2 separate regions of the Homo sapiens genome follow, and region 2 is linked to region 1. A link is a loop called in an ENCODE intact Hi-C map of the cell type or tissue named here. Cell type or tissue: ascending aorta. All regions are shown on one strand. Links, peaks and the distances in the headings refer to the core of each region. The heading gives the core; the rest is flanking DNA. Region 1 overlaps VAMP4 (vesicle associated membrane protein 4). Region 2 overlaps PRRC2C (proline rich coiled-coil 2C).

The links. Peaks named below come from ENCODE experiments on the same cell type or tissue, not always from the same donor. Only the 100,000 strongest peaks of a DNase experiment are listed, where the experiment ranks them.
Region 2: a loop joins it to region 1, with 2.3 times the contacts of the local background. A loop is called at or near these places in 5 of 110 quality-filtered maps.

Annotation. Positions count from the first base shown.
Region 1 is chr1:171,709,728-171,725,960 of GRCh38, forward strand. VAMP4 (vesicle associated membrane protein 4) reads right to left here. Exons shown (of 8, transcript NM_003762.5): 4 at 9,444-9,494; 5 at 987-1,087; 6 at 1-17. Among named protein-coding and RNA genes, the nearest start is that of VAMP4, 24 kb to the right of the region's middle. In ascending aorta, for the core only: a CTCF peak has its summit at 6,347; no DNase peak of the experiment used is centred there; H3K27ac peaks cover 2,296 bases.
Region 2 is chr1:171,567,572-171,583,804 of GRCh38, forward strand. PRRC2C (proline rich coiled-coil 2C) reads left to right here. Exons shown (of 35, transcript NM_001387844.1): 23 at 676-768; 24 at 3,749-3,850; 25 at 7,356-7,557; 26 at 9,863-10,066; 27 at 11,783-11,895; 28 at 12,257-12,393. Among named protein-coding and RNA genes, the nearest start is that of MYOCOS, 47 kb to the right of the region's middle. In ascending aorta, for the core only: no CTCF peak of the experiment used is centred there; no DNase peak of the experiment used is centred there; H3K27ac peaks cover 1,182 bases.

The sequences.
Region 1 (16,233 bases), core at 3,060-11,059:
ATTATCCGATAAGCTTTCTATATCACATAGAGGATGGAGAGAAGGATTAAACGACATAACAGGATTCTTTTATCTAGTCACACAAAGATAAGAAAATATTAATTTCTACTTCTGCAAATTTATTCCCTTTTAAGCATGAAAACAGCATTCTCCCTTTTTTCCACCCACAAACTCTGGCATTCTACATTATTAAAAAAATGAAAACAAAAAGCAAAAAACAGCTTGCAGATCAGTTTGCTCACTTCTTTTTTATTATAAAATTAAGAAAAGTCTTTTTAGGGCCTTAATGCTTATAAATAAACTTAGGAAATCTAGTAAGAAAAATACTCTTTAAAAATTCAAATACTTGGCACACCTCTAGAAAAAAAATTACATGTTGAGAAGTTAGCTTCTTAGAAGATATCAAAAGTGACTGATTTTAAAGGAAAACAATATACATTTTAAATGTGACTAAGCGAGGTGTTTTTTTTTTTTCTAAAGTCTGTCAAAGATTAATCAGGTATTCAGCCATTCACCAAACAATATTTGAGTGGCAAGTACGTGCCAGGTATAGGTATAGGTATAGGTATAGGTTATAGGTGTAATGACTGAAAGTAAAGAAAGGTGACTAAGTTACCAAATAAAACATAAAATAAAAATAGCAGATAAGTTTGAAACAAGTGTTGAAAAGTGAGTAGGTCTTTAGGCCCTGAGATCATGAGAAACACAAAGTTCATCAATATCACAGGGCAAAAGAAAAAACAGCTCTACTCTTCACTCTTCAACAATGAAATTTTAAATTCTTCATTCTCCACTGAACAATTAAAAAATAATGAAACAATAAGATGACTCAAAGTAAAGGAGTTAAAATTAAACCATTAAAATCATATACTTAAGAACCAAATGCCAATTTCCTAAGCCAAGATTTGTAAACGTTGGCTAGACAAGTAGAAGACAAAAACTAGCAAACAGATTAGTAATATCAAGAAATACATGAAGATCTGTACCTGATTTGTCCTGTAGTTCATCTAGTCTCTCCCCTCTCTCAATTACCTTTGTAATATTTTCTTGCATGACATCAATAACTTCATCCACTTGATTCTGAACACTAGTTTAAAAAAGATACACAATTATTTATCCTTCTTTTGAGAATGCTTACAATTTTTAAAACTTTCATTAGACATAATAAAGAATAGCAAATTCTCAGAGAATTATTCAACTATAAAATTTAAATTTAAGACTTTGTAGCAATGTTCTTCCATTTGTGGGCTTCAGTACTCAGATAATGAAAGACAATATGATATAAATTAAAGTAATATTTAAAGATAGCTTACTTTTAGCCCTGCTTCTGACTTGTAACTCATAAGCAAGTTAAATGTACTGTCAGCATGCCCGTTAAGTACAGAATTTAGTTAAACAGCTTCACTAAAAATAATCAGTTTTTCTTTTCAACAGGCTATTGAGGCAGCACATAGACACCGCTGTAGCCTACTTTTGCCATATATTTCATACATGAAGGCTAACAAAGGAGGTACCTTAACATACTTTTTAACATACCTTTTGCTCAGGTAAGGTAAAGGCTTATGAAACATACCTAGTTTCCAAAATGGAAATGTAGGGCATATTCTAAGAGATACTGATGCTCAATGGGTAGAATTCTTCACTGCTCATCAGATTTTTCTTAAACAGGATATAAGACAACTGGGGACACCTGGGAATATTTTGAAGTACCCACCAGGAAGCAAAAAGGAAAAAATTGTTTTCTGTTTTTCGATTGTTTGTTCATCCTTTATATTAGATGATGGGGGCCTGTTTTAACCAAATTTCAGGCTGTTCAATAAAGACTTAACCTAAACTTAAAATTGTAATAACTGTCCTCAGCTATCTACTCTCATTCAGGAGTTACCTCCAGAGTATACAAACATGGACATGTTTAATTATTTTAAGTGTCTTATTCTCCTCTGTTGCTCTAACCACAAAAATTATTTTAAATTACTTTACGAAATAAGTCACAACAATGAAATATTTAAAAGGAGAAATAAAGCAAATCCATGGTCCTCATACTAAACACTGTTTAAAGTGCATTGGATTACTAGCGACTACAGACATGTACTGCATAACATTTTGGTTAATGACAAAGCACTTTTACAACACTGGTCCCATAAGTTATAATACCATATTTTTACTGCATGTTTTCTACGTTTAGATATGTTTAGACATACAGATATTTACCATTGTGTTATAATTACCTACAGTATTCAGTGCAGTCACATGCTGTACGGGTTTGTAGCTTAGGAGCTATAAGCCATACCATATAGCCTAGGTGTGTAGCAGACTACACCATGTAGGTTTGTGTAAGTATACTACTCTATGATGTTCACACAATGAAACTGCTTAATGATGCATTTCTCCAAACATAGCCTGTCATTAAGGGTCCATGATGGTTATAAACATTAAATGTATATATATTTAAATAGATGTAGATATGCAATTGTGTTTCTACTTGGAAAAGGAAGAAGTGTGTAGGGGGCTTTAAAAATTTTTTACAATACACAAATATGGTCTCCGCCCTCTACCCCACACAACTCCCCAAACTAATGTAGTAAGTGAGGGGTGAGGCACAGTCATGTTTAATTTTGAAAGAGTTCTATCCTTTCCGATCACTGAGCTAGTTCTTCAAAAAGTTTGCTATAAAAACAAAATGAAGGCCCACTTAGACATAGGTGGATTCAGAAGTACTCTCAGATTCAAGTAGCAATTACTAAGCTTGATGACAGTCACTTCCCTCCCATGTTAAAAGCATTATGTACACCCACTGATTACCCACACATAAACTTCAAGATTTTTCACAGCATCCCAGAGTTCTGTGCTTCCCACACATTATTCCACTGGAGGATATAAGACTGAAGCTCAACAAAGTTGGGCATGCAGAATTCTCTTCTGCCCAAACAAATCTGAAAGAACCCCTAAATCTCTAAGACATCTTGTTGCAACTCCTAATCCCCTAAGTAGAGAGTTAAAGGTGTTCATCCTATTTAAGAACAATGGCACAAATACACAACTAATCAATTTATTCAGCAAATAATGAGAACCTACTATGTACTGTTTTAGGTACTGAGGAAATAACATTGAACAAAACAGATGATAATCCCAGCCCTTATGGAACATATTATGTTGAATGCACTGTATTAACCTTATAGCTGTGAAACAGCATGCTTTACCCCATTACTCTATTTTATTTATAGCATGTAAGCAAATATAAAGTAATAGTAATTGTACCTATTTACTTATTTACATGCTTATTTTCTGCCTCTCCCCACTAGAAGGTAAGCTCAATGAATGCAGTGACCTTGCCTATTTTGTTCACTTTTGTAAGTCCAGTACCTATAGTGGTGCATGGGGCAGAGTGGCCATTCAATAAATATTTGCTAAATAAATGAACAGTTTGAGTATAAATCCTATAAAGCATATCCAGCTACTTGAGGAGGAGATATAAAGCAGTGACTGTAGAGCCCTCCATTTAACTACAAACAAAAGCAAAGCTACTGTTCATCAAGGATCAATTTTGAAATTCCCAGCCAGCTTTTTTTTTTTGTCATATGCAAGTGACGATAATTAATGGCTTAAAGTAGGGTGCTATAGCAGGAAGGGAATGAATAAAATGTACTAAGGCTCCTATACACGATCAGATTATAGCTATTATGGATATTAATATATGTATACTATACGTACTCTTAGACGAGATCGGGCGCATTCAGGGTGGTATGGCCGTAGACATTATATATACTTTTAAAATGAAAACAAAAAGCTAATAAAATAATTATGGTCCCAGAATCTCTTTAAAGGCCAGGCCTGGTGGTTCATGCCTGTAATCTCAACACTTTGGGAGGCCAAGGTGGAAGGATCCCCTGAGCCTGGGAGTTTGAGACCAGGCTAGGCAACAGAGTGAGCCCTTGTCTTTACAAAAAAATTTAAAAATAAGCTGGTTATGGTGGCATGTGCCTGTGGTCCTAGCCACTTGGGAGGCTGCGGTGGGAGATTTCCTTGAGCCCAGGAGGTTAAGGTGCAGTGAACTGTGATTGCACCACTGCACTTCAGCCTTAGCAATAGAGATCTGTCTCAAAGGAAAAAAAACATAACCCTTTAAGGATAAGATTCCATGGATATAGGCAGATTAATTGGGACAGAACCAATAAAATTCTAGATTCTTACTAGAGTATCATAAACCTACAAGTATTCCCTCAACAACATGGCACACATGTAATAAATCACTATTGATAATGGAAACCGCAAATATTTTAATTTTTCTGCTACACTATTAGTGAGTTATTGCTGCTTTGTCCTTCACACATTAATTATCTGCTGGTGTAACACTCTGAATCCAGCTACTATGTAACCTTCACTCAATGATGTAAAATCTCATGATTGTTTTTGTGTTTCAGGATGTTTCCCTACCCAGAACACAATTTTTGTAGAAGAAAGAAAATGATCTGCTTATTTACTTTAATATGGAGATAGTTTGGTTTACAAAGCAAGTGATAACATACTTCCCCATGATCTTTTACATTTTCACAATAGTTATAGTCCTTTGATTTCTATTTGTATTTCACATTGGTCTTGTCCCCATTGTTATACTATAAATGCCTTAAAAACAGAGACTAACCCACTTATTCTTTAATTTCCCAGGTCAAGTGAAATGTGGCTGGTACAAAGTAAGCATTTAACAAATATTTTCAAATCTGAATTAAATATATCATTCATTCAAAAAACATTAAAAAGTTATGGCTAGGTGTGGTGGCTCAGGGCTGTAATCCCAGCACTTTGGGAGGCTGAGGCAGGAGGATCGCTTGAGCCCAGGAGTTTGAGACCAGACTCGCCAACATGGCAAAACCCTGTCTCTACAAAAAATACAAAAATTAGCCGAGCATGGTGGTGTGCACCTGTAGTCTCAGCTGCTCAGGAAGCTGAGGTGGGAGGATCCTCCTCCGGGAGGTGGAGGCTACAGTGAGCCAAGACTATACCACTGCACTCCAGCCTGGGTGACAAGAGTGAGAACCTGTGTCTAAGAAAAAAAAAGTTATTATTATGCTATTCATCAAGGTTATCATCATGAAGGTTATGAGCCTGGTATTTAGAAAGATTATACTCCAGTAGGGAAAACTGATATCCATATACTACCATGTGTTAAGGGATATAATAGAAGGAAGCCCATAGTATCAGTCATGTAGCCTTGATGAATTCAGCCTGGACCAGAGATGACATCAAGACCCCTGTGCTGAGTTTTGAGGAGTCAAGAGTTAATCAGGCAGAGTAAAAGAGGCAGTGGATGGTGAGAAAGTTCTAGGATAAGGAAATATATGTCAGAGGAGGTAATATTTTAAGAACTAGGAGATTAACTGGATGTGGGTGAAGGAATTGGGAAAAGAGTAGACAACTCCTAGATTTATAATTTGAGCAATTAACTGGTAGTAGACGATGGCTATTAACTAAAATAAAAAATTAAGAACGCAAAGGAAAAGCTAGTTTCTGAAGGAAGGGTGGAGATTTTTATATCATGGCCAGTTAAAGGCTATTCATATAAGATAATAAAAGACATGAGAGAGAACACAATGAGGAAAAGACATTTCCAATACTGTTTTAAATCCTCTTAGAGTCTGACGGCACCTGTATTTCTGAAATGGCTCTATTCTAATTACCAACAGAGAAGCTGTATGGTATAATGTAGAGCCCCTGGGTTCTGTATTCAGACAAACCTGGGTTTGCAATACAACTTTATCCCTTACTACGTATGTGACTTTGGAATTCACCTTGGAAGCCTGTTTTAGCCTAACATTTTCTCACCTTTAAAATGCAGCTGATAATCTCTACTTTACTTGTGAGAATTAAATGAGATAGTGTTATTCAAACACTTAGCATAGTGCCCAACACATAGCACATACTTGATAAATGTCAGTGCCCTTCGATTAAGAAACAAATTCATGCTCTGCAATACGCACCCCTTATTTTATAAAGAAAACACTGGCCAGGTGCAGTGGCTCACACCTGCAATCCTAGCATTCTGGGAGACTGAAGTGGGAGGATCCCTTGAGTCCAGGAGTTTGAGACCAGTCTGGGCAACATAGGGAAACCCCGTCTCTATAAGAAATTAGCCAAGCATGGTGGCACGTGCCTGAAGTTTCCAGTTACTCAGGAGCTGAGGTGGAAGGATCAATTGAGCCCAGGATTTTGAGGCTGCAGTGAGCTGTGACTGTGCCACTGCACTCTAGCCTGGGTGATGGAGCAAAACCCTGTTTCAAAAAACAAACAAAGCAAAAATCCCTGAAAGAAAATATTTATTTTCATAGTTAATATCCCCATCTTCTGGTCTTTTAAGGTACTGCTGACAAAAGAAGTTTTAAAGTTAAGCTGTATTTTTGCAACTACATATATATTGCTGTTACACCATGGAACATTCCCTGGGGTGTCGGGGAGGGAATCTCATAAAAGTTAAGCTGGTCTGACCAAGACTATAATTGGGAGATTCCCTACTCCTAACACAGAATGTCTACAATTCACTACAGTGGCATTTATAATGCTATTGTTTAATTTAAAGGCAAAGGAAATGTAATCCTGCTAAAAGTTCCTGTCTGCTTATATAAATGAAACCTTAACTTCTCTACTCTGGAATGCTGACTCCATTCCTTTGGAGCTGGTATTTCCAGGTGGTCCATCCTCATAATTTATGTTTGAACAAACTCTCTTTAAAAACAAAACAAAATTTAAAAAGCAAAGGAAACATTCCAAAGAGAAGCATAAATTTTATGTAGACATATGAATATTTAAAAATTGTCCTCAAAAAGAGTCTTTCCTAAGAAGTGATGTCAAGTATTTTTTGTAGGATTAATCTGTTATCAACACTAATAAATGTGGCTAATGAAGTTCAAAGAAAGCAATGATGTTGCTAATCTATGCAGTAGGAAACACTCTGTATTGAAATGTTATAAATTAAGTGGTGATAACAGCTTAAGTAAAGAAACTGACCAGTGCTAGCAATTTTGGGTACTAAAATAACGCCAGGGATTTGTCATTGGGTAAGTTGTGTGGCAAGTTGTGCTCCTCCATCTTGGGCACACTGGTGAGTCATGCCCTGCTTAGATAAGCATTAATCAAGGTTTAATGCATGCTTGATGAACGACCTTATTCTAACTAAATCCAGCAAGCTTTCAGCTCTAGAGTAAAAAACGCTATACTTAACAATCCCTTACTATTCTAAAATTCTGTGATCACCAAAGTTATTGTGATATTAATAGTGTAATACATAAATATACAAATTCATGTGTGTATGTTTGGCATTCATTAACATAGACATATATTCTTTAATGCCTACTCTGTACAACTGGTGGTGGTTTGGGGATTCAGCTGGAAAATCATACTCAAAAGACCCCAATCGGCAACATCCCTTACTAGGTTCACTCTTCAGAAGGATATCAGACAGGAAACAGAGCATACTGGCAGGACAAAAAATAGGTGTGTCATCAGTGGAGGCCTCTTCTCCAGTGGCAGCTTAGGCAAAAGAGAACATGTGAGTGGATAAAGAAGTCATTCTGGCTCAGTGCAGGAGAATGGTTCAGACATTACACATTGGCATCCACATATGCCACACAGGCTTGAACTACAGCTAATTTGAGTCCTGGTAGAATGCTTGTGATCTCCCTGGAACATGAGAGAATGAGTGGCTCATGAGGTCTTCTTCCATCCACCTCCCTGTTTCCCTTATGAGACTATCATAAGGCAGTTTCTTATCACCTCCCAGGTTCTGATGCGGTATAAACTTTCTGCAGGCTCTATGTGCAGACTATAAAAACCACAGCCTAGAAATAGCTCCTTTGCAATAGAGTATCCCACAATTTGTACTGCAGCCATTGACCTCCCCTTTTTTTTTTAAGAGAAGGGGGTTTCACTTTGTTGCTCAGGCTGGTCTCAAAACTTTTGGCTTCAAACAATCCTCCTTTGAAGGAGAATCCCAAAGTGCTGGGATTACAGGCGTGAAACACTGCACCCAGCTGTATCATTATTTTTGGTGTGCAGGACAATGACCCTGAGAGCTACTAACTTTGGCTACTCTTCCTTTTACTATATAAGTAATAAATTGCATCTAAAAGTGGCTTGTTGTATCTTTAGTCAAATAAGAGACTTGAAACAGTACAGATTCTCTCTTCTACTGGCCTCAAAGAAGCACCATGACATCTATAGCTGCAGGAAATAAATTCTGATAACTTCCTGAGTTGGTCATACCTGGTGATACCCTGATTGCCATCTTGTTAAACCTGAGCAAAAGGCTCACCTAAGAAGTGCCTGAACTCCTGACCCAAGGAAACTGTGAGATGATAAATGTGTGTTGTTTTAAGCTGCTAAGTTTATGGTAATTTGTTACATGGCAATAGAAAACTAATACACCCAGTCTAGTACCTGTAATCATTTATTGGTTCTTTGGTTCCATATCTCAAAATCCATTAGTTAGAATTAGGCTAAGTATGGAAATATTTCTTCACACCAACAGCTACCTGAGTAAAGCCCAAGTATCTCACCAATAACTAGATACTTCATTATAGAACCCTTCCCACAATGTGCCATCTATACCCAGGCTTAGGGTAGTGACTATTATCCCTCCTTAGGTCTTGAACCTGGGCCATGCAGTTCACATTCCACAGTTAGTCTTTACAGCTTGGTCAGTTTCCAGAGCCTTCCCTCAAGTGACTCACTGCTCTGTCTATTCCTTCTCCCCTCCAGTCAGGACTCATATCTTTCCGATATCAGACACATTGATTACAGCATATTATACTCATCTATCACCAAATAATATATACCTCAAAGGTTTTAAACCACAAATTAGCCATAAAACTTAGTTCAATATATGGGTTATGATAAATAAGAGATATGAAAAAATTCTGGAAGTAGATAAAAACATGCAGTACATCAACAAATTAAAGCTATTATATTACCTTTGTTATCATTCTGAAAATAGGAATCAAGCTACAGATTTAAAACCAAAATAGACCTTCAGACTATGCTAAATAAATGGATTTGACATAAGGTAATCAAGTCATAAAAAAACCAACAATCCTGCATTTCCTTAGCTATAATTCTGAGAAAATAAAATGAATTAGGTTTTTATAACCCAGCAGTTATATTTAGTCTTCATCAGGGGTCAACAACTTTTTCTGTAAAGGACCAGACACTCAGCAGATATTTTAGATTTTGTGGGCCATAAAATGTGACACAGCTTTGTCACAACTACTCAACTTTGCCATTGTAGCTTGAAAGTACCTATCGATAATATGAAAACAAATGGGCATGGCTATGTTCCAATAAAACTTTATTTACAAAAACAGGCTGCAGCCAGATTTGGCTCACAGGCTGCAGTTTGCCAATCTCTAGTCTACACAGAAATATGATTATCATTTAAACAAATGAACAAAACTTACTGCTTAATTTTATCATTTCTAGGTCCAAATCTTGGTCCAGATGGTCCCCTTCTGAAAACAAGTACATACCAAGTACATATTAGTAGTGACAGGATTAAAACAAAACAAAAAAAAGATAGAAAGTATACACAAATACAAACAATCAAGCTGAACTCTAAACATGGATCAGTTATTTATCATAAGGGACCACATTTTACTGATACTGGTGAAACTGAATAATAGGTAATCATGTCTTTACTTCATTGGCACTTATTACTAGCCACAATTAAGCTAATTCTTCTGCATGTTAAAACTTTCAGAGAAATTAGGGTTTATATTATCTTATATAACAAACTTACACAGAATTTGTTCTGATCATTAAACTCTGAAATATCCTAACTACTTAACTGCTAGTGAATATTAATATCTTTATGGTCAACTGTAGAACTAAAAGCGCAATTCATCTTGAATTTAGACTATAATGAAATGAGGAAACTACAAAGTGAACTGCCGATTGACAAAGATGGATATAGAGAAAAATTCATTGAAGACACTAACAATTTTAAGTATGTTTTTGATTATTCATCTTAAACTTATCAACATAGCAAAAGGGAAATGCAAGATATTAAGAAAATTTTAACATTACTCAGATTATTATCTCCTTATTGTAGTTGAGTGTATATCACACCTTAACCAATCCATTTTAATATTCTTGAAATGAAAACATTTGGTTATTTAAAGTAATCATGATTCTTCCGGAGATACAGAATAAATAAGACATAAACTACAAAACTCAAAAGAAACCAGGTTCTTAGATTTCTAGACATGGCAATTTCTAAAGGAGGTGAAAAAATACAGCAATTGATAAAAAAATTTTGGAAAAAAAAACTGTTTACTGAAACTTATTTAACATAATGTATAAGTGTGAATATATCATCTTGCCTTAGTTCCTCTAAGCTTTTTCCTTAAAGTCTTTTAAGCTCCAACTAAGCCTCAGAATACTGGAACAGTATTCCATTCCAAAGTGATGTTAAACATTGAATTTCATAGAGAAAACTAATATTCTGAACCAGAGGCCATTCCTAAAAACTAGGCAAGAACTTACAAGAGCTGGTCAACCGAAAAACAAAGAAAAGCAGTCATTAAATGAGGAAACTATAAAGTGAAATAGAATCTGAAAAGTACTGAATTAAAATGATCCCCACTACAGGTTAAAAAAAAAGCAGGAGCTATGTCTGTTTCATCTATCAAGTAACATGAGACTTCAAAATACTTATAGAAAAACACAAAATGAAAAGCTGGTTCTTTGAAAATTAAAACTTGATAAACTTCTAGCCAGACTGATTAGGAAAAAAAGAAAGAAGGCATAAATTAGTAACAGGAATGGAAGAGTGAACATCACTACAGACAAATGTACCATGGTTATATAAGATTTATTAACAGAAGCTAAGTGAAGCGTAGATAGGAACTCTCTATACTATCTATGCAACCCTTCTGTGGGTCTAAAATTATTTTTAAAAAATCCCCCAAAGAAAATTCCAGGACTAGATTTGTTCAGTTGTCAATTCTACCAAACATTTAATGAAGAAAAAATAAGAATTCTATGCAAACTATTCTGGAAAACTAAAAAAGACAGAACTTTCCCAACTCATTATCCAGGGCCAGTATGAACCTACCACGAAAACCAGATAAAGACACAACAAGAAAAAGACATAACTATCAACCAACCAATACCTCTAATGAACATAGATGCAAAAATTCTTAACAAACTCTTAACAAATTGATTCTAACAATGTTTTAAAAGAATAATACATGATGACCAAGTAGGGTTCATATCACAAATGCAACGACGGTTTAAAATTTCAAAATCAACATAATTCAACACATTCACAGACCAAAAAAAATGATCATCTCAATAGATACAAAATAAATGCTTGACAAAATCCAACGTCAGCTAATGATAAAAACTCTTCACAAACTAGGAATAGGAGGAAACTTCTTCAACCTGATAAATCTACACACAACAACAGTAACAACATGCAATGAAAATGAAACATAATATGAAAGATGAATGCTTCCCCTAAAGGAGATCAGGAACAAAGCAAGGATATTCCCTCTCACCACCTCTACTCAATATTGTGCTGGATGTTCTAATCAGAGCAATAAGCTAATAAAAAATAAAAGGCAAACATAGACGAGGAGGAAATAAAACTGTCTTTATTTGCAGAAAGCATAATTGTTCTATGTTGAAAATCCAGTAGGATATATAAAAACACTACTAAAACTAAGTGGGTTTGGCAAGATTGTAGAATACAAGGTTAATTTACAAAATGATATTTATACTAGCAATAAGTATGACATTTTAAAATTTTGAAACACCATCTGAAATGTCATTTTTAGTAGCATCAGAAATTATGAAAATCAATGTGCAAAAATCACAAGCATTCCTATACACCAATAACAGACAAACAGAAAGCCAAATCATGAGTGAACTCCCATTCACAATTGCTTCAAAGAGAATAAAATACCTAGGCATCCAACTTACAATGGATGTGAAGGACCTCTTCAAGGAGAACTACAAACCACTGCTCAACGAAATAAAAGAGGACACAAACAAATGGAAGAACATTCCATGCTCATGGATAGGAAGAATCAATATTGTGAAAATGGCCATACTGCCCAAGGTAATTTATAGATTCAGTGCCATCCCCATCAAGCTACCAATGACTTTCTTCACAGAATTGGAAAAAACTACTTTAAAGTTCATATGGAACCAAAAAAGAGCCCACATTGCCAAGACAATCCTAAGCCAAAAGAACAAAGTTGGAGGCGTCACGCTACCTGACTTCAAACTATACTACAAGGCTACAGTAACCAAAACAGCATGGTACTGGTACCAAAACAGAGATATAGACCAATGGAACAGAATAGTGCCCTCAGAAATAATACCAGACATCTACAACCATCTGATCTTTGACAAACCTGACAAAAACAAGAAATAGGGAAAGGAATCCCTATTTAATAAATGGTGCTGGGAAAACTGGCTAGCCATATGTAGAAAGCTGAAACTGGATCCCTTCCTTACACCTTATACAAAAATTAATTCAAGATGGATTAAAGACTTAAATGTTAAACCTAAAACCATAAAAACCCTAGAAGAAAACCTAGGCAATATCATTCAGGACATAGGCATGGGCAAGGATTTCATGAATAAAACACCAAAAGCAATGTCAACAAAAGCCAAAATTGACAAATGGGATCTCATTAAACTAAAGAGCTTCTGCACAGCAAAAGAAACTACCATCAGAGTGAACAGGCAACCTACAGAATGGGAGAAAATTTTTACAATCTACCCATCTGACAAAGGGCTAGTATCCAGAATCTACAAAGAACGTAAAGAAATTTACAAGAAAAAATCAAACAACCCCATCAAAAAGTGGGCGAAGGATATGAACAGACACTTCTCAAAAGAAGACATTTATGCAGCCAACAGACACATGAAAAAATGCTCATCATCACTGACCATCAGAGAAATGCAAATCAAAACCACAATAAGATACCATCTCACACCAGTTAGAATGGCGATCATTAAAAAGTCAGGAAACAACAGGTGCTGGAGAGGATGTGGAGAAACAGGAACGCTTTTACACTGTTGATGGGAGTGTAAACTAGTTCAACCATTGTGGAAGTCAGTGTGCGATTCCTCAGGGATCTAGAACTAGAAATACCATTTGACCCAGCCATCCCATTACTGGGCATATACCCAAAGGATTATATCAAGGGAACCACCCCCGATAATTCAACATAGGACCTTTTCTATTTTCCCTAAGTGTCGGCTGGTCTGAGTAATAAAGGGAAAGACTACAAAAGAGAGAAATTTTAAAACTGTGTGTCTGGGGGAGACATCACGTGTCGGCAGGTTCTGTGATGCCCCCCTACGCCGCAAAACCAGCAAGATTTTGTTGTGATTTTCAAAGGGGAGGGAGTGTACTAATAGGGTGTGGATTATAGAGATCACATGCTTCACAAGGCAATAAAATATCACAAGGCAAATGGGGGCAGAGCAAGATCACACGACTGGGGCAAAATTAAAATTGCTAATGAAGTTTCGGGCACGCACTGTCATTGATAACATCTTATCAGGAGACAGGGTTTGAGAGCAGACAACTGGTCTGACTAAAATTTACTGGGCAGGAATTTCCTCGTTCTAATAGGCCTGGGAGACCAGGGCTTATTTCATCCCTTATCTGCAACATATAAGACACACATTCCCAGAGCAGCCATTTTAGAAACCTCCCCTAGGAATGCATTCTCTTTCTCAGGACTGTTCCTTGCTGAGAAAAAGAATTCAGTGATATTTCTCCTATTTGCTTTTGTAAGAAGAGAAATATGGCTCTGTTCTGCCCAGCTTTCAGGCAGTCAGACCTAATGGTTATCTCCCTTGTTCCCTGAACATCGCTGTTATCCTGTTCTTTTTTCAAGGTGACCAGATTTCATATTGTTTAAACACACATGCTTTACAAACAATTTGTGCAGTTAATGCAATCATCACAGGGTCCTGAGGCGACATACATCCTCAGCTTACGAAGATGACGGGATTAAGAGATTAAAGTAAAGACAGGCACAGGAAATCACAAGAGTATTGACTGGGGAAGTGATAAATGTCCATGAAATCTTCACAATTTATGTTCAGAGATTGCAATAAAGACAGGTGTAAGAAATTATAAAAGTATTAAATTGGGGAACCAATAAATGTCCATGAAATCTTCACAATTTATGCTCTTCTGCCATGGCTTCAGCCAGTCCCTCCATTCGGGGTCGCTGACTTCCCACAACGGATTATAAATCATGCTGCTATAAAGACACATGCACACATATGTTTATTGTGGCACTATTCACAATAGCAAAGACTTGGAACCAACCCAAATGTCCATCAGTGACAGACTGGATTAAGAAAATGTGGCACATATACACCATGGAATACTACGCAGCCATAAAAAAGGATGAGTTCATGTCCTTTGTAGGGACATGGATGAAGCTGGAAACCATCATTCTGAGCAAACTATCGCAAAGACAGACAACCAAACACCGCATGTTCTCACTCATAGGTGGGAACTGAACAATGAGAACACTTGGACACAGGGTGGGGAACATCACACACCGGGTCCTGTCATGGGGTGGGGGGAGGGAGGAGGGATAGCATTAGGAGATATATCTAATGTAAATGATGAGTTAACTGGTGCAGCACACCAACATGGCACATGCATACATATGTAACAAACCTGCACACTGTGCACATGTACCCTAGAACTTAAAGTATAATAATAAAAAATAAAAGAAAATACTTAAGGATCAATTTGACAAAGAAAAAAATACAACATCTGGACACTGAAAACTACAAAACACTGCTGAGAGAAATTAAGTACCCAAATAAATAAAAAGATATACTATGCTCATGGGTCAGAAAACCAAATATTGTTAAGATGTTAATTATCCCCAAATTCATCTATAGGTTCAATATAATCTCAACCAAAATTCTAGCAGGCTTGCTGGAAACTGACAAGATGATTCTAAAATTTATATGAAAATGCTTAGAGCCTCCAATAGCCAAAAGAACTTTCAAAAGGCAGTGCAAAGTTGAAGGATATACACTACACTACCTCACAACTTACTATAAAGTCGTAGTACTCAGGATAGTGATTACTATGGTATTGATGTAAGAAAGACACATAGAGTCCAGAAATAGAGCCACACATATATAGTCAATAAATTTTTATTGTGGTAAATATATATAACATATATTTACTATTTTAACCGTTTTTAAGCATACAGTTCTGTGGCATTAAGTAATTCACTTAATGAACTGTCATCACCATTCATCTCTAGAACTTTTTCATCTTTCAAAACTGAAACTCTGTCCCCTAACTTGTCATTCCCTTTTCCTCAAAAGCCCTGGCAAACACCATTCTATTTTGTGTTTCTATGAAATTGACTACTCTAGGTACCTCATATAAGTGGAATCATGCAATATTTTTCCTTTTATGACTGGCTTCTTTTACTTATCATAAAGTCTTCAAGGTTCATCCATGTTTTAGCATATGTCAGAATTTCCTTCCAAACTTTTTAAGGCTGAATAAATTCCATTTATGTATTCAATAGTGAGTTCCTGGGTGTAGAGGCTTGTGCTATTAATTCTAGCTACTCTGGTAGGGGACCTGAGGCAGGAGAATCACTTGAGGTCAGGAGTTCAAGACCAGCCTGGCCAACATAATGAGACCCTGTCTCAGTCAATCAATCAATCAGCAAACAATTAAAAAAAATGAGTTCCTTTTTGAGGGGTAGCTATTGCTCTAGTCTAAGGCTTTTCACCACAAGTAGCATTGTAGGCAATTCACTTTGTGACTCTATAGCAATCTTGTCACCCATAGAAAATTATCTCCCCACATTATCTGACATTCTGCCAAAAATGATACTATTTTCTGTTACTGGATTTGCTGCTATCTATCCTGTAAGCTCTTTCTTCACTGCTTCTCGGGTTTCCATTAATTTTTTTTTTTTTTAGATGGAGTCTTTCTCTGTCGCCCAGGCTAGAATGCAGTGGCGTGATCTTGGCTCACTGCAACCTCCGCCTCCCAGGTTCAAGTGTTTCTCCTGCCTTAACCCCCTGAGTTGCTGGGATTACAGGTGCACACCACCAGGACTGGCTAATTTTTGTATTTTCAGCAGAGACGTTTCACTGTGTTGGCCAGGCTGGTCTCGAACTCCTGACCTCAGGTGATCCACCTGCCTCGGTCTCCCAAAGTGCTGGGAT
Region 2 (16,233 bases), core at 2,803-10,802, 140 kb before region 1:
AGGAAACAAGGAGTGTACCCTAAAACCTGAGTAATTGCAACAACTAAGATCTTGGTAATTGATAGTAAGCTAAGAATGAATGTGGGAAACACACAAAAGATTCTTTTAATAACCTACAGAAATAAATATTTGGTACTGTTGACAGTCTCCTAGTACTAAATGTACAAGAATGCAGTAGTAGTTGAAATGCTATCATTTTGATCGTGAGTCCATGTTGTATTATTCCATTGTTAGTTGATTGAGTGAGTTGAGTCTTAAAGTCTGCTCTCTTCCCCTGCTTTCTTCCAGAACAACTTTACAACTATTAGGCTATCATTAGAAAGTGAGCAATTTGGCCAGGCGTGGTGGCTCATGCCAGTAATCTCAGCACTTTGGTGGGCTGAGGCAGGCAGATCACTTAAGGCCAGGAGTTCGAGACCAGCCTGGCCAACATGGTGAAACCCCATCTCTACTAAAAATACAAAAATTAATGTCATGGTGGCGCACGCCTGTAATCCCAGCTACTTCAGTGACTCAGGCACAAGAATCACTTGAGCCTGGAAGGCAGAGGTTGCAGTGAGCTGAGATCATGCCACTGCACTCCAGCCTGCATGATAGCGAGACTCAAAAAAAAGAGGAAGAAGTGAGCAATTAATTCAGTTTAAAATGTATTTTTTTTCTATTACTACTTCACAGGAGTCTGTAACAGACTATACTACACCCTCTTCTTCTTTGCCTAACACCGTGGCTACTAATAATACAAAGATGGAGGATACTTTGGTTAATAATGTAAGTAATCAGTTTGAGATGTGGCAAGTTTGGATTGGAACCTGGCTATTATTATCAAGCACATTATTTCATGTTTTATTTACTGTAGTGATCAATATTTAACTCAGGGAAAGAGTTGATAGTAAATTTGTGTTTAGGAGTACTGTAATATAATTAGCAAAAATAGTCAAAGCTGAGTTTTTTATTTTTCCTCTGAAAGCCATCTGCTTTCCATTTAAGATGAAGGTTTGTGGTGCGTAGGCTTGGTTTCGTGTAAATACTAATCTTATTAACCTGGTATTGGTAAGAAGTTGTTTTAGCTCTCACATTTACAAATTTAACATGAACGGTTGGTGATTTTGTTCTTACATAAAACCTTTTTATAATTCAGTGAAACCCAACTTATTTAAGATAACTAAAATTAGAATTAAAAGACAACTATAGAATTCCCAAAGAATCAAGTATGTCTTTAAAAAAGAAAAAATACCAGCGTGTTAACAACATTCTTGTTGTGTAGATTGAGCTATATTGTATTGTATACATAAGTACGCCAAACACTCTGATATGCTCTAATATAAGGTGATGTTAAGTCATGTTGTAACTTAGGACCTAGTTTTCCAGAGCAACCATGTTACTAATATAATTCAAGGTTGTGTTAAAAGTCTGTACAGTTCATCATTTTGCTTAGCTCACTGTCTGATAGATGAAAAATTGTTAGCCCAGAAACATTAGGTAGCTTGCCATAGTTATACAGTGTCATTTATTTAGAAGAACATTTTAAAAGTTACTTGCATGGTCCTTATTTTGGAGAGAGGTATGATGGAAATTTGGTTAGTGCTCTCTGTTTTAAATATAGCCTTCTGTAATAAGTAAAGGCTATCAGACTAAAATGTTGATCATCCTTTTTTTAAAAAAATCCTTTACAGATAAATATTTAAAGGTCTGTCACAAAGAGCTTTAACTATCATTTTGAGTTATAAAAATCTTTATTATCTTCTTACTTTTTTTCTATGCTTTCTATTCTTCCCTCTAGCATCAAGTATATGGAATTTTAGAAAGGTGAGCTGCATTAGGGGTCACTTAATCCAATTTTTGTAGTTCAGCTGAAGGACTGTACTAAATATGTAGCTGAGAAAAGGAATAGAAAGGAGTGAGTCACATATTTTTTCTTGGTGTTGAGAGCTCTCTAGGAGCTGATTAATGTGATTTGTTCAACTTTCCTCCCACCCACCCCCCACTTTTATGAAAGTGGTTTAAATATATATATATATATATGGTTTTTTTTTTCTTTTTTTAACTCCTTATACCTCCTGTGAAAAATAATGGAAGACTTGGGAAGGAGGAAAAGACTTCCTTTCAGTTTAAGTGCTGTGATATCACTGTCTAGATTATGAAATATTCAATCAGTAAGATCTCAATAAAGTTTAATTATACTTTGTGTCTTTTCTCATTTTTAAAAAATACAGAATATTTCTACGATAGTGGTTTTTAAAGTATATGATGCTTTTTGCGAAACTACCCTCTGAAAATATGATTTATAAAATATATAAAATAAGGAAGAAAAAATTATTATTCTCAGAACCCTTAAAATTCATTGAAAATATCCAGATGAGCATTTTGATGGTTTCTGTGTGATCTGTAAGGCTAATTAATGGAGCGACTTATATACTGGTAACTACTGGAGACAACAGACCCAGCCTCATATATAGGTGAATAGTCTGCATGCAGTTGTTAGCAGTGTAGCCAGGGTATGTTTGAAAGCAGAAAGATCAGTTTGGGTTAGGGAGCATTATAAATGGTCATCAGTTTGAAAGGATTTCATGGTGTTGCTTACTTGTGCCAAGTGTGTTGGTGATTCTGAACTCAATGTAGAGTTAAAAACGAATGTCCTTCATGGGAAAAAATTTAGGACCTCTTGAGATGTCCTTTTTTCTTTCACTTGTCTGTTTGGGGGTTCCATTTTGCACATAGAACTTTTGTCTTTCTTAATTATACTTGAAAATGGCTTATTTCTCTTATTGGGGCTTAATACACTTTTTTATGGTCTTAACTGATACATGTTGGTTAGTATTACTCAGTAGTACAATCATCTTGTATCTTGAATGTCTTGAAGATTAAATGCAGGTGGCCTTTTGGATTATCATAGCACAGCTGCTTTCAACATGTATGAAAGAATCTCCATTAGGTAGTCCATAGTATCACAAAGTGATTATCTTAAAACTCTCAAGCATCCCAGTTATTTTTCCTGAACAACTGAACGAACCATCCAAAACGTAATACATAATAAAGTCCCAAGATCCAGAGATAAAGGCAGTGAGTTTCTAATATCTTAAAGTTTCTAACAATATTTGCCATAATTATTACTATAGCAGAACAGTTTTATTGTAATGAGATGGTGCTAACAGTCCATACTTTCTTCCCAAGATTACTTTTGTTCTTGAATCTTGTTATAAAAGTTAACCATATTGCAGGAAAGAGATTAATTTTTTATATTTTTGCTGTCATGTTAAATACTTCTGGTGGAACCTGTAGATATATGGTGAAGGTTTTATTCCTTAGAGCTTTGCTACACAGTATGCAGCCTGTAGACCAGCACCATCAGCATCACCTGGCAACTTGTTTGAAACCCAGCATTTCAGGCCTTAACATAGACCAATTGAATCAAAATCTGCTTTTTATCAGCATCCTCAGGTGATTTATGTACATATTAAAATATGAGAAGCACTGCCTTCTGAGTATACACCTTATATCTGGTGCAGACTCTCTTTCTGCCAACTTAACGTATAAAAAGGCAGATAATAATTTCCCTTCAGAAGTTTTATCTGAGGTATCCTTAATTACCAACTACTATAAACACAATGTGACTCTTAAGTAATCACATATTTCTGTTAGCTCTGATGAAAAATAAACACTACCCTTAGAACACCTTAGCATTGTCTTTAATGGGGCTTTCGTAGTAGACACATAGTTAGATTGTGATATGTGTTGCCTACCTTTTCAGGTGCCCCTGCCCAACACCCTTCCCCTCCCTAAGAGGGAGACTATACAACAGAGCTCCAGCCTAACTTCAGTTCCTCCCACTACTTTCAGCCTCACCTTCAAGGTATGTACAACATCCATCTCTAAGAGTCCTTAATTGTTGCATGCAAGGGGACATAAGTTAACAATATTCGTGGGGTATTTTTACTAGATTTATGTGGTAAGCAACAATACTAAGCTGAGGAAATAGAGTGCTGTCAAATTATACCTTACAGTTTTATTAGCTTCTGATACCACTAAGTGGTGACGTGATATCCTCATATTTAAAGTGAGGCCTATTATGCTTGTGAATTTTGTCTTAAAAATACAGGAGAGTATTTTTCCATGTTTGTGTTAAGTTCCTCCCAGAGATCTTAATAATTTTTGGATATATGGGTTTGTATACAAAAAATAAAATCTTAATTATTTCATGTTTTTATGATTGTTACCAAAATATTAAGTACTGATAATAGTAAGAATGTTGTTTGTCTTCCCTGTAAGTTATGTGTGAATTGAATGAACACTGTATGATTATTTTATGGGAAGATAATTGACAAGTATGCTTTATAGATGATGTCAGAAGATTTTCAGTTGATTTTTTTTGGATAATTATTTAATAAGAGGACAAAAGAGATTCAGCGCTTTTTGATGTCAAAATGTTTTGGCCTTTTTTTTTAATCTATTATAATTTTGAGCTATGTTAATGATTTTTTACAGTTGTGTTGTTTGAGAGTATTTTAAATCAGTTCGTCTTTGGAGTAGTCAGTAGTTTAAAAAAGTGCAAACATGGAATTAAAGGAGGTTTTTTTTAATTTAAAAAAAAATTTTTTTTAAATAGAGATGGGGTTTTGCCATGTTGCCCAGGTTGGTTTTGAACTCTGGGCTCCAGCGATCCACCTGCCTCAGCCTCCCAAAGTATTGGAATTACAGGTGGGAACCACCACACCTGGCCAAGGGAAGATTTTTTTTAAGTCTATTTATCTCATTGATGTTCTTTGTTCATAATCCAGGGAAGTTCTTAATCTCTAATATAGTAGGGCTTCCTGATGTTGCACTGGTTGACAATCTCTTTGATGATCTTCAGTTGGGGTCACAGGAACTTTGTTGTTCTACAGTGTGGCCAATATTCATTTTGGACTCATATTACTTTTGTCCCCTTATCTTTTCCCCTGTCTGCCCAACTTCTTTGTAAGAGGCTTAACAAATATAAGTTTGAGATCATAAAATTTTATAAGACAACAGCTTCTGCTTTGTGCCATCCCTGTCTTTGCCTAGTCTTTACTGCCAATTCCTGTTCAGCCTTTTCTGTTGTCTTTTGGCTTGAATGACTGTCTTAATCTGTGTTCCTTACTTAGTCTTACTTTTATGGTTTTTATCATTATACTAGCAAGGTAAATAATCTAATTTCACATAAGCAAATATAATGTCATCTTTAATTATTTTTAAGCCAGTATTTATTTCTTTAGAATACCTATTCAACTTTGCCTTTCACTCATGTTTTTAACATTCCAAGAAGAAATATACACATTGAGAATTAAATTTAAGTCAAATTACATTAGCTTAAAACCTCTGATTTCTTTATTTTTACTTCCTCTGCCATCTCCTTTTTGTTGGAGTAATACATAAAGCATAGAAAAGTTATATTACACAGTAAATTCTTACTTATTATCAGTGGGTTCATGAAAACTGCAACTTTAAGCAAAACTGTATGATGGATCCATAGAATAGCATCATTTGGTTCAGTGCCACTTGTTCTAAAGTGTATGAGAAAAAATATTGATTATACATTGTTGGGCTTAGTCACAGTTTCCAAGAACCTATTGACGACATTAAGTTTTTATGGACATCATTGACAAAATATGAAAAAAATGAGTATGATTAACTAATTGTACTTTTAGTTTCACTGAATTTCCGAAAATAAAAACTTCAAATTATCTTTCTGCTTAAGGAATGGAATCAAGTCAAACTTGTGGCCTGTATGTTATGTAAGTTTGATTAGCTATAACTTAATTTATATGTTCCCAGTAAAACAAAATTGGCATAAAAGACATTGTACTCTGTCAACTTGCCGTAAACCACAAAATCTCAGATGGTACAGGTAAATTATATTCTAGCTTACTTCCTAAATTCCCCCAAGACTTCTATTTTAAAATAAAACACATTTGAAATCAACCAAGTGATTTTGAGAAAAAGAAAAGATTTCAGATTTTTCTCAAATATAAAAGTTCTGTATTTTAAATATCTAATGATAACAATTAGTCTTAAGAAAAGGTTAAATTATGAATAGTGTGTTTTTAAAGGAAGGCAGGGTAAAATATGTACTATGTCTCAAAATTCTTTTTTTTTTTTTTTTTTTTTTTGAGTTGGAGCCTCGTTCTGTCGCCCAGGCTGGAGTGCAGTGGCGCTATCTCGGCTCACTGCAACCTCTGCCTCCCGGGTTCACGCAATTCTCCTGCCTCAGCCTCCCGAGTAGCTGGATTTACAGGCGCACACCACGCCCGGCTAAATTTTTTTGTATTTTTAGTAGAGACAGGGTTTCACTATGTTGGCCAGACTGGTCTCGAACTTCTGACCTCGTGATCCGCCTGCCTCAGCCTCTCAAAGTGCTGGGATTACAGGGGTGAGCCACCGCACCCGGCCTCTATTTCTCAAAATTCTTATAACCAAAATAAAATTTTAGAAATTGATACTTTAAGGACTCACAAAGTTCCTAACAGTGATATTAAATATGTTACTTGAAAAAGTTCCTCTCTCATAAGTCATTGCAGCTGGATCTTATAGATTATGTTGGATGTATACTGCATATGAAATTTTAATATTAAAAAAACTTATAAAATATCAATTTATGTTCATTAGTGTTTTAGTTATAATATTATAAATATTGGGTTGAATTAAATGTTTTCAAAATAAATATATAATCTATTTGTATTTACTTTTTAAAATGTAGCTACTAGAAAATTTAAAATTACATATTTGATTTGCATTTAGATATGTATCTGTTGAAAACTACTGAATAGTGCTGCTCTAGATTGAAATAAGGCCATTTTCTGCCATTTAAGAAACTAGGAGAAGAAAATACAGCTGAAACCAGGGGTCATAAATGCAAATGGTTACATCTGGTGGTACATGAAATGCTTGAGATCTGGATGTGAAACAAAAGCATTTCTATTGCACCCAAGCCTAAAACCTATCTTGTTACCTTGCCTTTTAAAACACTGTGAGCATGAAGCAGCCAACCAAAAGATGCCTGCCATTTGCCATTTAAGAAGCATTGGAGTAAAAAGAAAGAATGGAGAGAATGGATATTTACTGGGGGAAGGCCTTTCCTTATTCACTGGTAGGGATAAGGGCTCATGTTTAAATGATACACTCTCACACTCCCAATTTGAGTAATGGAGCAAAGATAAAGAGGCAAATGGAAAGTCTGAAATCCCTAGGGTCTTAGGGTCTTAGATTTTCTTTAAATATCTTTGTGTGTGTGTGGTTTTTGAAAGATTATATTTGGCACTTAAATACTGATACATGTATATACATACGTATATTCTGTATTAACATCATTTTTTTACTATAAAATGTCCGTTTTATTGCAGATGGAGTCTGCACGCAAAGCATGGGAGAATTCTCCAAATGTAAGGGAAAAGGGGTCTCCAGTAACTTCCACAGCACCTCCAATTGCAACTGGAGTCAGCAGTAGTGCCAGTGGACCAAGCACTGCTAATTACAATTCGTTCTCAAGTGCATCCATGCCCCAGATTCCTGTTGCTTCAGTCACTCCTACAGCATCACTATCAGGTAGAACTTTTTCGTTCTGTTTCTTTAAATATCTTACATTATTTAAAATTTTTTATGATCTCTTCTTGTTTACTATCTCTAGCCCTCCGAAAATAGTAATATTCAATCTTCCCACCTCAGCCTCCCAAAGTGCTGGGATTACAGGCATGAGCCACCACATGTGGCCAGTAATTGCTTTTTAAAATGTCATTTTCCTCTAAATTTTTCTAGGAAGTTCACCTTTTGATTGTCATTTTTTATGTATGTACAACTAACTAGATCAGCTCAAAAAGAACAGAGAATCACACCTCTTTTAAATGTTTGACAATCTGTATCTAATTTGAAGGTGCTGTTGGCCTAAACCTGTTGGGATAACGTATTTTCTGGTAAAGACTTAGGGATGGAGAATTTTCAGCCTCTGCTATTTGAGTGATGTAATTCATTGGATTTGGCTTTAGTTTGGTTTGGATTTTGTTTTATTTTGTTTTTTAGGAGAGTCCTTTGGTGCCCAAAGTTAGAAGGTGCTTTTCTTGCTCTTTTTCCTTAGATTTTCTTAAATTTTTACTAGTGTGTAATCTTTTCATTGAACTATCTCATTATTTGGAGGCCTTACGGTTCTTAAAGAAACACAGATGTTTCCAAAATGCTTGACTCTAGAAAAGTACACCCTTTTCCTTTTACCATATGTAGAACCAAGTTTCTTCTGTTGAAAAAATAAAATTTAATTTCAAGCTTTCTCAGTATTATCTGCTTCCAAAGCAGTAGGAAGCTCCTTTCCAGTGATATAAATTACTTTGTTTGACTGGTTCTCATTCAATATTGCTTTTTAGTATTCCAGCCCACCGTGCTATTTTTAGGTACCAAAAAGCTGGTCTTAGGTTTATACAAGTTATTTTGATATTGTCTGTAATCAGAAGTATATATTAACACAAACTCCCGAGATTCTACGCTGCATTAACATTTTAAATCAAACTGTGTTCCAACTATATTTCTTTTCACTTTAAAACCCTTCCTAGCATTCCTCCACCACTCATTTGCCAAGGCATCTTCACTTATGTTTACTAGACTAGCTTGAGCCCCAGTCCACTTTGGGATGGGGGGGTTAGTGAAGGTGGTGTAAAGGAAACAGGAGAGTATGGTAGGAAGATCTGGAAATAATGGTTCCTAGTTCTTTCTTTGGAACCCAACTAACCCGTTTCCCCAGGTCTAGATTTCCTCCACTGTGCTTGACTAGGATAATTTTTTTAACAAGGCCCTTATTGCCTAGTCATCCTACTGGTAGATGATTCACTAGAAGGATAGAAGCACTTGAATTTTGGTCCACTCTCAGGTGGAACATCATCTGAAGATAATGACAACTTATACATTACTTTTTAATCAAATACCAGTATTGACATTTTGGGCTAGTACTAAAGTCATAATAGCTCACTAATCAATAAAACAAATTAACCCTAACACCTAAGTTTTATAATTCTATTTACTTATTAAGTAGTTTATTTAATTTGTTTTAAAGGTATTACTATATACCAGGTGGTTTTGTTTTGTTTTTGTTTGTTTCTTGGTTAGTTGTTTTTGGAGTTGTGTGGTTTTTTTTGTTTTTTAAGAGTTGATGTCTTGCTCTGTCGCTCAGGCTGGAGTGCAGCGATGTCATCACTGTTCACTGCAGCCTCAAACTCCTGGGTTCAAGCAATCCTTCCATCTCAGCCTCCCAAGTAGCTGCGACTACAGGCACCACCATGCCCAACTAATTTTTTAATTTTGTGTAGAGACAGGATCTTACAATGTTCCCCAGGCTGGTCTTATACTCCTGGCCTCAACATGTGCCAGTTTTTGCAGGAGAGAGAAATCCAGCCTTAAGTTTATGTGACATTTTAGGACCAGTTGAGATCTTTCAAGGCCCATGTATATTCATAATTATTTCTAAGGTATAGCACTTTTCTCTTTTGTGTCCTTATATCTGTGGTCATAAGTGAATGAAGCTCTTGATTATATATCCTATTCTTTGTGATGATTAAAAAACAAATCATTTCTGGCTAAACTATAACAGTTACATAGGCTCTCAGCCTCATTTTATTAATTTTGTGTTTTGTTTCTTTCTTGTTTTGATTTTCTGTTGTTTATTGTTCCATATTTTCTAGTCATATTTACATTTGGTGATAATTACCTTTTCTTTTATAAGCTACCTCATCTACTTTTGGCCTGAAGCAGTATATAAGTACGTGATGGGTAGAAACATTAATTTTGCAGTTTCTGGTTGGTACTGTGAACAATAGCAACACTTTTAAATATGCTCTATTTTCCCCTTTATTTGCTTCCCCAAATATAGGAGCTGGTACATACACTACCTCTTCTTTGAGCACAAAATCTACAACCACATCGGACCCTCCAAATATTTGTAAAGTGAAACCTCAGCAGTTACAGACAAGCAGCCTGCCTTCTGCAAGTCATTTTTCACAGTTAAGCTGTATGCCTTCCCTTATTGCCCAGCAGCAACAGAATCCGCAAGTTTATGTGTCTCAGTCTGCAGCAGGTAATGTTTTTAGGCTTGAATATAAGGAATTTAGAAAATGAAGACTTACTAAAATGCTTATTTTTGTCTCTTCTTACCCTTTCAGCTAAGCATAAGGCTCTTAAAGTACATTGCTGTAAATATTTAAATTCGCATTTTTTTTTTTTTTTTTTTTTTTTGAGATGGTGTCTGGCTCTGTTGCCCAGGCTGGATTGCAGTGACGCGGTCTTGGCTTACTGCCACCTCCACCTCCCAGGTTCAAGTGATCCTCTCACCTCAGCCTCCCAAGTAGCTGGGGCCACAGGAGCACACCACCACACCCAGCTAATTTTTCTTTTTTTTTTTTTTTTTTGCATTTTTGGTAGAGACGGGTTTTACCGTGTTGCCCAGGCTGGCCTCGAACTCCTGAGCTCAAGTGATCCTCCTGCCTCAGCCTCCCAAAGTGCTGGAATTATAGGCATGAGCCACCTCACCCAGCCTAAATTGGCATAATTCTTTTTAAAAGTGTCTTGGAAAATATAAGTGTACATACTTACTGTAGTAACAGTTTCATAACTAGGAATCTCATATGGATACATTTAAGCTATTAGAGATTAAGTAAGGGTATTCATTGCAGTATTATTTCTAATAATGACAAGTTAAAAACAATATATAGGCTGGGTGTGGTGGCTCATACCTATAATCCCAGCACTTTGAGAGGCCAAGGCAGAAGGATTACTTGACCCTAGGAGTTCAAGACCAACCCGAGCAACATAGTGAGACCCATCTCTACAAAAAATTTTAAACATTAGCTGGATGTGGTGGCACATGCCTCTAGTTCCAGCTACTTGGGAGGCTGAGGTGAGAGAATCATTTGAACCCAGGTGATAATCATGCCACTGCACTCCAGCCTGGCGGAGTGAGGCCCTGTCTCGTCGTAATAATATGTGGAGTTCTGCAGAACATACTACTATATAAAAACAGCGAGTCAGCTAGGCACCGTGGCTCACGCCTGTAATCCCAGCACTTTGGGAGGCTGAGGCGGGCAGATCAGTTGAGGCCAGCAGTTCAAGACCCACCTGGCCAACATGGTGAAACCACGTCTCTACTAAAAATACAAAAATTGGTTGGGCGTGGTGGCGCACACTCAGCTGCTCAGGTAGCTGAGGCACAAGAATCGCTTGAACCCGGGAGGTGGAGGTTGCAGTGAGCTGGGATCAATCGTGCCACTGCACTTCAGCCTGGGTGACAAAGCGAGACTGTTTCAAAACAAAAAACAAAAACAAAAAAAAACAGCAAGTCACCAAATATTATGTATCATACATAGAAATGTGTTTAAAATTTATACCAAACTTTTAAAATTAAATGTCAATCCTCTAAATATTTTGCTAGATTCTAGTAGGTAGGTTTAAAATTGGAGTAGAATTGCTGGTTCAATGGGTAGATTCATTTTCAATTTTAGTAGATTATGTGAAATTTTACCACTGACAAAATCTGCGTATCTATACCCCATTGGCGGTATATAAATTTTTTTTTCATGCCTTCACAAGTACTAGTTATGTTTGTGTGTACCTGTCTACTAGAAGTTTTCCATCTTTTCACATTTGCATCTTGTCACGTTTTTAGTTTTTCCATGGCTGTATTTTCAGAGGGTGCACTTAATTTGGAATCTGCTACAAAACTTGGTTTTTATTTACTGTTTGGAAAATTCTGAAATTAGGACACTTACTACTGCTTGTTTATCCTGATGGTCTACAGCTCAAATCCCAGCCTTCTATATGGACACAAGTCATTTATTCAATACCCAACATGCACGATTGGCTCCGCCATCCTTGGCTCAACAACAGGGTTTCCAACCAGGTCTCTCTCAGGTAATATCAAAGACTTCTTCCATCCTGTATTTGTTCCTTCGCATTTCTGTGGTTATAATAGTTATCTTGGAACATAAATAATAGACTCTGAAATTACAAGCTACCCACGATTAGCTTGATATTCTATAAGCAAAATTTAAAATTTTTCCCAAATTTACCAAAGCTTAATAGTAATAATGTAGAATAAGTAGTGGGTTGAAAGGGAAATTTAGATGTTTACATTCAGTTTTGTTTTAAAATGGAGCTGATATATAGTATTAATTTTACTCTTTTCATGTCTCAAATTTTTATATTCCAGTGTTAATGATTTATCTGTATGATGTTGATATATATGTTTACATACTTTCTCAATGCATTGCAGCCAACTTCAGTTCAGCAGATTCCAATCCCTATTTATGCACCACTGCAAGGGCAGCATCAAGCCCAACTGAGTTTGGGGGCTGGCCCTGCTGTTTCCCAGGCTCAGGAATTGTTCAGCTCCTCACTTCAACCATATAGGTAAATGCTTTAAAAGTTATGTTTGTAATGATGTTGAAAACATTGTAACTGCTGATCCTCCTTGCCGTAATCCATACTGTTCCTTCCCAAAAAAACCTAGGATGACTCTGCTATAAACTACATTGGCTAATTGAGCATGTTGATTATATGTCATGAACCTCAGCCTCTGGTAATTTCAACCATATCTTATTAAAGAATGTCAGGTTTCAAACCCTCTTGAAGTAGTGAACAACAGCAACCCCAAAACTGTTAGAAATTATAGAAAGTAGCTGCTAAAGAACCTAAAAGTATGTGTGCCATCTGGCTACCAAAAACTATAAATCTGAATCTCCTCTATGTACGAGCTGAGGCATGGCAGTTAACTACATCATGTTAGGGGGTGCAGGGCAGGGTGGAATATAACAGAACAGAGAGGGGTAAATATCAAAGCATGGAAGTAATGATGATAAATATGCTGTGTAGTGAAGAAAGCATTTTTTCCAAAAATTCACTCAGATGCACTGTAAGTTACCTTTGCAACTAGGGAAATAATGAAAACTGATTTTTATTGAACTTTCCTTATATATGATAGATATTCAGCCTTTCACATACATTAACTAAATTTAGTCTTCACACAACCACCTAAGATAAGTCACCCTCATTTAACATGTGGATGTTAGGACTTGAAGAGGGTGAGGCTTTTTTTGTTTTGTTTTGTTTTAACCTGAGGTTATACATAAAGTGGCAGACCCTCAGTGTCTCTGGTTTCCAGTTTAATGAGGGAAGAAGAGTGAGTAAGAGTCAGATAGTAGGAGCAGTGCATCATGGCATAGCTGTCATCCATACTCATGATGGTGGCCTTAAATCATCATAAAGAAAAATAAGTTACATTCAGGACACTTAGTTTAGGAAGGCTGTGCATTTGTTTTTAGGAATTTGTTTTCAGAAGTGGGTTCAGATAGAATTTCTATACTTTATAGATTAAACCTGTCATCAGTTAATACAGTATGTTTTATATTACCATAATGATACTCCTAGAGAAGCCAGGTTCAGCTAATGAAACTTTCTTAACAGAGAGCCTAGTCATTAGTAAACCTCATAAATGTGGCTTTTATTTTTACCTTTTGATTAAAGATGCTTTAGTAAAATTTAAGACACCTGTATCATTACTTATATAGCTGTTGTAGGTCTTCCCTCCTCATTTTACTCTCATTTAATTTCGTTATTTTCTCCCGTTAGAAGCCCCAACTAGAAGCTAAAGGAAGTCTTGTATTGAATTTGGGATTATCTTGGAATTTATATTAAAAATAAAACTTGAAAATTTCTGACACAGGAATAGCAGCTAGATTTAATCTCACAAGCCAGTCTCCTTTTAAATTGTATTGGCTGCTTGAAACACTGTTGAAAAGTTTGCAACCGCTTTTCAGTACTGTGAAAAAGAGTACAGTGATTAATTAGTAATGTTTTCCACAGGCCGTGGGAGGTGGAGTAGCAATGTACTATATTTGTAATCCCCATTTCACTAATTGTCTTGGAAGATATACTTTTTAAGACCAGACGTGGTCAATAGAAATAAAATGTAAGACACATATATAATTGTGGCACTTGGCTACCACATTGGAAAGTACAGGTTTAGATTTTGAAAGCAGTTATTTTATCCCTAAACATTCCTTGCTTGTTCCTTAACCTAATCAGCATAGTGTTTATTAGGGAATCTCTGAACTGGTTTCTGCAAAGACAGGATAGTTTATAGCAGTATATTCATGTTTTCTTACCTCGTGTTTGAAACATAAATTATAAGTAGGTATTGTAAAGACTGCTATGATCCTAGACTAGCATTCTTCCTTAGTGGCTTTTGTTCCTGCCACATAGGTCAGTTTTAACAAAGCAACAAAGCATAATGTTCTTTAACCCACTACTTTTGATTTAGGTGCTTATTCTTTATCTCTGCATCTTAAAAGTGTAGACTGGAGGCATCCATCTCAGATGATAGGGAAGTCTGGGGTTAGATTCTGGCATATTGTGGTTTTGTTTTGAGGGGGTGTGTTTTGGCTTGGTTTGGTTTTGGTTTATGTTCTTGTTTGTTTGTTTGCTTGCTTAATCTTCATGGGTAACTCTGACATGAGCTACTACTGTGCTTTATTCCATGGAGATCTTGAGGCTAGGCCATTTATATTAAAAATATATGTGGGGAAGTAATGAAATACAAATAAGAAAAGTTGGGGCTATTGGGGCTATGAATTAGAATGTTGCCAAAGAGAAAAAGAGATTTTGTTCTGAACTTTGTAGTGAACACAAAAAGAGAATTATTCTCACTGTTCAAAAGGAAAGAGCAATCCACTTCTTAGGGAGAACAGGCCTTTTCACAGAACTTTTACATGTGAAGCTTCCTTGTATACAGGGCTTTAAATCTTGAAATAAGTTGCTTTAGACACAGTCTGTATTCTCTGCCTCTTTTCTTGATTTCTGAGCTAATTAGAGTGCATCCAAGTATCAGTGATGGGGAGACATTCTGAAGTATGCATCCTTTTTCAAACATCATAGAGTGTACCTACAGGAACCTAGGTGGCATAGCCTGCAGCTATACACCTAGGCTGTAGAGTACAGCCTATTGTGTCTAATTAGGCTATAAACCCGTGCAGCATTTTACTGTACTTAATACTGTAGGCAGTTGTAACACAGTGGTAAATATTTGTGTCTAAACATAGAAATCTAAACAATCTAAACAGAAAAGGTACAATAAAAATATAGCATACAAGATTAAAAATGGTACGTACCATGTATAGAGCACTTACCATGAATGGAGCTTGCAGGACTGGCAGTTGCTGTAGGTGAGTCAGTGAGTGAGTGGCGAGTGATATTACTGTACACTACTGTGGACTCTATACTACACTGTGGGTACACTAAATTTGTTAAAAAAAAAAAAACAAATTTTTCTTCAATAATAAATTAACCTCAACTTACTATAATTTTTTGACTCTTATAATAACATTTAGCTTACAACACAAACACATTGTACATCTGCACAGAAGTATTTCTTTTTTTGTTTGTTTTTTTGAGACAAGGTCTGTGTCACCCAGGCTGGAGTGCAGTGGCACATACAGCTCACTACCTCGAACTCCTGAGCTCAAGCCATTGTCCAGCCTCAGCTTCCCAAGTAGCTAGGACTACAGGCACTTGCTACCATGCCCACCTAATTTTTTATTTTTTTGTAGAGATGATGTCTTGTTCTCTTGCCCAGGCTGGTCTCAAATTCCTGGCCTCAAGCAGCCCTTTCACCTCAGCCTCCCAAAGTGCTGGGATTATGAGCATGAACACCATGTCTGGCCTTTTCTTTTGTAACGTTTTTCTGTTTTTTAATTTTTTAATTTTTTTTTAACTTTTTAAACTTTTTTGTTAAAAACTAAGATGCAAACACACACATTAGGCTAGGCTACGCAGGGCTAGGATCATCAATATACTTTCATCTACCTCCACATCCTGTCCCACTGGGAGGTCTTCAGGGGCAGTAACACATACAGAGCTGTCATGTCCTATGATAACAATGCCTTCTTCTGGAATACCCGCTAAAGGATCTACCTGAAGCTGTTTTATAAGTTTTAAGTAAAAAGAGTACACTCTAAAATAACCAGAAAATGTATAGTAAATACATAAACTAGTAACATAATTCTTTTTATCAGTATCAGATATTATGTACTGTATGTAACTGTATGTACTGAACTGTTAGGACTGTAGGTGTAGTAGGTTTGTTTATATTTAATACTAGCACCAGCAAAAACACTTGAGTCATATGTTCTATGATATTAGAACAGCTATGATGTCACTAGGTGATAGGAATTTTTCAGCTTCCTTATGATCTTA